Regions from separate parts of the Homo sapiens genome. Here region 1 is linked to region 2. A link is an interaction called in ENCODE POLR2A ChIA-PET data of the cell type or tissue named here. Cell type or tissue: GM12878. All regions are shown on one strand. Each heading gives the region's core, and the rest is flanking DNA. Links, peaks and the distances in the headings are about the cores only. Region 1 has its middle 78 kb from the start of XRCC2. Region 2 has its middle 23 kb from the start of LINC01003.

Region 1 (2,912 bases), core at 157-2,656, 110 kb before region 2:
ATAAATAAATAAATCTAATATTGATTCCTTCAGGTTTCACTTAATGAGCCATGCAAGAGGATCATATTTTAAATGAATTGTAATGTGAGTTATTCACATGGTTTTAAAAATACGCTCTTGTTACATACAAACAATCTGCGTAGGACGCGTCTCCTTTTGCCTGGACAAGATATAAGCTGTTAACTTTGGGATTCGCAGAAGAACTCTTTGGCACAAGGCAGAGGCCACTCGTTATTACCGAACTAAAGGGTTTCCAAAGGCCAGCCGCAGGTAGGCGGTGTGCAGTACCATGAACTGCCCTAGTTAAAAGTTTGTATAAATTAATAGGAAAAACACTAAAACTCAAGAGAAAAATGGGCCCAGTGTGTAAACAGGTAATTCCAAGAAAGTACACAAGTAACTTTAAAAACCATTAAAAGTGGTCAGCTGGGCCGAGCATGGTGGCTCATGCCCGTAATCTCAGCCCTTTGAGAGGCTGAGGTGGGAGGATTGCTTGAGCTTGAGCCCAGGAGTTCAAGATCAGCAAACATGGTGAAACTCTGTCTCTACAAAAAATAAAAAATTAGCCGGGCATGGTGGTACACGCCTGTAGTCCTAGCTACTTGGGAGGCTGAGGCAGGAGAATTGCTTGACCCTAGGAGGTCAAGGCTGCAGTGAGCCATGATTGTGCCACTGCACTCCAGCTTGGGTGACAGAGCGAGACCCTGTCTCAAAAAAACAAAAATAAAATATAAATAAAATACAAATGGTCAGCCAAAGTGATAACCCAGAAATGTAAACTAAAACAATATGAAACAGCATTTTAGGCATTCTAATTAAAGACAATAATAATAATTTTGGGGAGAGTAGAATTCAATTTTCATACACAGTGGCAGGGGAGTAAATCAGTACAAATGTGAAAAGCACTTTGGAAATCCTTAAAATCCAAACCATTTGATCTAGAAATTCCCCTTCTGGGAATCTATTTTAAGGAAAGTTTTAAGCAATAGAAAATTTTGTATTAAAAAAGACCATCAAGTTATTTCTAATAGCAAATATAACTGAAGACAACTTTACTACTTAACAATAGGAAACTGGATAAAGAAGTTACAGTCCTGTGTATCCATATAATCAAATATGATGCTGCCATTTAAAGTGACGTCTCTGAGCCATTTTGCTTTTGACAAACTCTTTCAAAACTTAGCTCTCCAACTTTCCGACATCTACCTAACACCTAGATTTCCTGTCTCTAGATGTACCGTGATAAATTCAGACTTTCTCCTGCTGCAGACATTTAGGTTATTTCCAAGGTTTTTTCCCTTTTAAAAGCACTCAAGCAAGCATTTATGTGAATATTCAGACGTACACTAAAGACCAAGAAACATCTTGAAAGACAGTTTCGCTGGGCACGGTGGCTCACGCCTGTAATCCCAGCACTTTGGGAGGCCAAGGCGGGCGGATCACGAGATCAGGAGTTCGAGACCAGCCTGGTCAACATAATGAAACCCCGTCTCTACTAAAAATACAAAAATTAGCCAGGCATGGCGGTATGTGCCTGTAGTCCCAGCTACTCGGGAGGCTGAGGCAGGAGAATTGCTTGAACCCGGGAGGCAGAGGTTGCAGTGAGCCGAGATCATGCCACTGCACTCCAGCTTGGGCGACAGACTCAGACTTTGTCTCAAAAAAAAAAAAAAAAAAAAAAAAGCCGGGCGCATTGGCTCACGCCTGTAATCCCAGCACTTTGTGAGGCTGAGGCAGGCGGATCACGAGGTCAAGAGATGGAGACCGTGCTGGCTAACATGGTGAAACCCCACCTCTACTAAAAATACAAAAATTAGCTGGGCGTGGTGGTGTGTGCCTGTAATAATCCCAGCTACTCGGGAAGCTGAGGCAGGAGAATGGCTTGAACCCGGGAGGCAGAAGTTGCAGTGGGCCAAGATCGCACCACTGCACTCCAGCCTGGTGACAGAGTGAGACTCCATCTCAAAAAAACAAAAACAAAACAAAAGAAAGACACCTTCAGAGCAATTCTGGTCTGGGGACCTTGTTGAGAGTGGCTGGGTCCCCAGGCCAGTCCCACAAGCCCACTGAGAGCTGCAGCTGCACAGGTCTTTCCAGAACTGGAAGCAATATTCACAGCCACACTCATTATCACAACTCCCAGGACTTCAAATTTGTATCAAAATTTTCATGTTTATCTTCCCTAAAGTCTCCATAAACAAATCCAGAAACTGCTCAGGGACAAACTTATTTGCTCCTGGGAAGAGAAATCCCTCCCAGGCATGTGCAGGCCGGCCTGCCACAGGGGACAAGGAGCTAACGGAAGTTTTGTCCAGGAGTAACGAACGCCCACGTCTAGTTGAAGATGCAAAGGAAAACAGACAGACAAACATGATTACCCAGCGTGGGCCCTGGGCAGGACACCACAGTGACTGCCTCATAGCCACCTACATACTTTTTGGTTGGTTTGTTTCTTGTTGTGGCCAATTGTTCTGCCCCACCCTCCACCACTGTCACTAATTCAAACCAGGAGGGCCACGGAGGGAGGTGACAACGGAGAGGGAGTAGGCTGGGTTTGGTTGTGTTCTTTTTTTGTTTTGAGACAGAGTCTCACCCTGTGTCCAGGCTAGAGTGTAGTGGTGCCATCTCGGCTCACTGCAACCTCTGCCTCCTGGGTTCAAGCAATTCTCCCGTCTCACCCTCCCAAGTAGCTGGGATTATAGGCACGCTCCATCATGCCCAGTTAATTTTTGTATTTTTAGTAGAGACGAGGTTTTGCCATGTGGCCAAGATGGTCTCGAAATCCTGACCTCAAATAATCCACCGGCCTGGGCCTCCCAAAGTGCTGGGATTACAGGTGTGAGCCACTGCACCCAGCCAGTTTTATTTTGTTCTGTTTTGATAGCAGAACTCCCTGTTACAACAGGAGCCTA
Region 2 (2,912 bases), core at 263-2,762:
TCAAACTCCTGGCTCCAAGTGATCCTCCTGCCTTGGGCTCCCAAAGTGCTGGGATTACAGGTGTGAGCCACCAGCCACAGTTGTTGATTTTTTTTTTTTTTTTTTTTTTTTTTTTTTTTTTTTTTAGATAAGGCCTCACTCTGTTGCCCAGGCTGGAGGGCAGTGGTACCATCACAGCTCACTGCAGCCTCAAACTCCAGGGCTTAAGCCATCTTCCCAGCTTGGCTTCCCAACCAGCTGGGCTAGAGGTGCACGCCACCATGACTGGCTCATTTTAAAATTTTTTTGTAGAGATGGGGTCTTCCTATATTGCCCAGGCTGGTGTTGAACTGTTGGCCTCAAGTGATCCTCCTGCCTCCGCCTCCTGAAGTGCAGGGATTACAGGCATGAGCCACCGTACCTGGCCCACAGTTGTTGACTTTAATGGAGAGAGACACTATATCTAATCATCCATCTCTGAGTACTAAAAATATGAAAAGATATATATTTTAAATCTGTAGGCCAGGGGAGGTGGCTCAGTAATACCAGCACTTTGGGAGGCCGAGGCAGGCGGATCACCTGAGGTCAAGAGTTGTTTTTTGTTTTTGTTTTTTTTTTGAGACAGAGTCTTGCTCTGTCGCCCAGGCTGGAGTGCGGTGGTGCCATCTCGGCTCACTGCAAGCTCCACGTCCTGGGTTCAAGCAATTCTCCTGCCCCAGCCTCCTGAGTAGCTGGGACTACAGGCGCATGCCACCATACCCAGCTAATTTTTGTATTTTTAGTAGAGAAAGGGTTGCACCATGTTGGCCAAGATGGCCTCAATCTCTTGACCTCATGATCTGCCCGCCTCGGCCTCCCAAAGTGGTGGGATTACAGGCATGAGCCACCACACCCGGCCAAGGTCAGGAGTTTGAGACCAGCTTGGCCAACATGGCAAATCCTCGTCTCTACTAAAAATACAAAAATTAGCCGGGCATGGTAGTGGGGGCCTGTAATCCCAGCTGCTCGGGAGGCTGAGGAAGGAGAATCACTTGAACCCGGGAGGCAGAGGTTGCTGTGAGCTGAGATTGGGCCCCTGGACAGGGAGAGAGAAAAAGGAAAGGAAAGAGAAAAGGAAAGGGAGAGGGGGAGGGAAAGGGAAAGGGGAAGGGGAGGGGAAGGGAAAGGGGAAGGGGAGGGGAAGGGAAAGGGGAAGGGGAGGGGAAGGGAAAGGGGAAGGGGAGGGGAAGGGAAAGGGGAAGGGGAAGGGAAGGGAAAGAGAAAAAGAAAGGAAGGAAAGGGAAGAAGGGAAAGGAAAGGAAGAGGAAAGGGAAAGGAAGGGAAGAGAGAGGAAGGAAGGAAGGAGAGAGAAAATAATTTTTTAAAAATTAATGATTCCAGGAAATCCTAAAATGAGCCTGTCTCTTCATTTCTGTGGATTTCTTGTCACTATATAGATGAAATAATGGTTTATGTCATTCTGCAGCAAAACAAACCAACATTTACTTCTATTTACACTTCAATTATGAAAGCTAATTGTTGGATTAAATCAATTGCAACTGGGTTATATCAAACCTCACAGAGTTGTTAAAACCTTAAGTTACCATGTAATAATCTGGAAATGTCACCTAAAATTCTGGATTTCCAACTTTCTGGGAAAATGGAAATTCTGGCAGTAGTTGCTCCAAATTCTCAGATGGAAATCGTTACTGAAAGGTGAATACCAGAGATGCTCCGTAGTCCCTTGTAGTCCTACCACTTCCTGTGGTCCTCAGCAGTGAACCCTCAACCTACCCATCCACTTGAGTTTTCAGTCCTGGTATATGAAAAACTTTACACTGTTTTCAGGACTGTTAACAGTTTGCTAGTATGGCTGGATTTATATCACGAAACTCCAACAAGTCGACGTATTCATGAATCCACCTGACGTGAAATTAACAAAGAACCTCTTAGCTCAATGTTTCTTAAAGTATGGTGGACAGGAACACCATGTGAGAAAAAACTGAGAATCTCTGGAAATAAGCCTGAGAATCTCTTGAAATAAGCAACAGGCTTGTTCCTCTTCTTCTTCTTCTTCTTTTTTTTGGCGGGGGACAGGGTCTTGCTCTGTGGCCCAGGCTGAAGTGCAGTGGCACAACCACAGCTCACTGCAGCCTCAACCTCCCAGGCTCAAGCGTCAAGCGATCTTCCTGCCTTGGCCTCCCAAAGTACTGGGATTACAGGCATGAGCCACCACGCTCTGCCTGGGGTATGCATTTGAAATGAGTTCTCCAAATGATTCTCATGTATACTCAATTTTGAGAACCAATGTCCTAAAGCAGAAAAACAATTCATTATTTTGCAAATTGCTCTCCCTTCAGTGGTTTTTTGACAGAATATGTAAATTCTAAGAGAATTCAAAGGAAGAATTTACTCCTAGCTGGACAGATCAGGGAAGGCTGTCCTGGGAGATGGTAGCATTTGGGCCAGCCCTTGATGAAAACACAGGATGGAGACATGTGCAGAATGGTGCCCCAGGGGGCGGAAACTGCGTGAGCAAAGGCACAGAGGCAGGAAAAGGGCATGTGTAGGGAAGGGCAAGCAACTTTCCTTCGTTGTCATAAGCGTTCATTAAAGGGAGTAGAAGTCAAGCAGGGTGGCTCACACCTGTAATCCCAGCAATTCAGGAGGCCAGAGTGGGAGGATCACTTAAGCCCAGGAGTTTGAGACCAGCCTGGGCAACATAGTGAGGCCCGGTTTCTATTATTTATTTTTATTATTATTATTTTTTAGATGGAGTCTCACTCCATTGCCCAGGCTGGAGTACAGTGGCGCGACCTCGGCTCACTGCAACCTCTGCCTCCTGGGTTCAAGCGATTCTCCTGCCTCAGCCTCCTGAGTAGCTGCGACTACAGGCGCACGCCACCACGCCCAGCTAATTTTTTGTATTTTTAGTAGAGACAGGGTTTCACCAT

The links. Peaks named below come from ENCODE experiments on the same cell type or tissue, not always from the same donor. Only the 100,000 strongest peaks of a DNase experiment are listed, where the experiment ranks them.
Region 1: POLR2A ChIA-PET joins it to region 2 with 6 read pairs; 2 of 35 experiments call an interaction of 5 or more read pairs at or near these places.

The regions. Positions count from the first base shown.
Region 1 is chr7:152,597,181-152,600,092 of GRCh38, reverse strand. No RefSeq gene overlaps it. Among named protein-coding and RNA genes, the nearest start is that of XRCC2, 78 kb to the left of the region's middle. In GM12878, for the core only: no CTCF peak of the experiment used is centred there; a DNase peak (open chromatin) is centred at 1,252.
Region 2 is chr7:152,485,560-152,488,471 of GRCh38, reverse strand. No RefSeq gene overlaps it. Among named protein-coding and RNA genes, the nearest start is that of LINC01003, 23 kb to the right of the region's middle. In GM12878, for the core only: no CTCF peak of the experiment used is centred there; no DNase peak of the experiment used is centred there.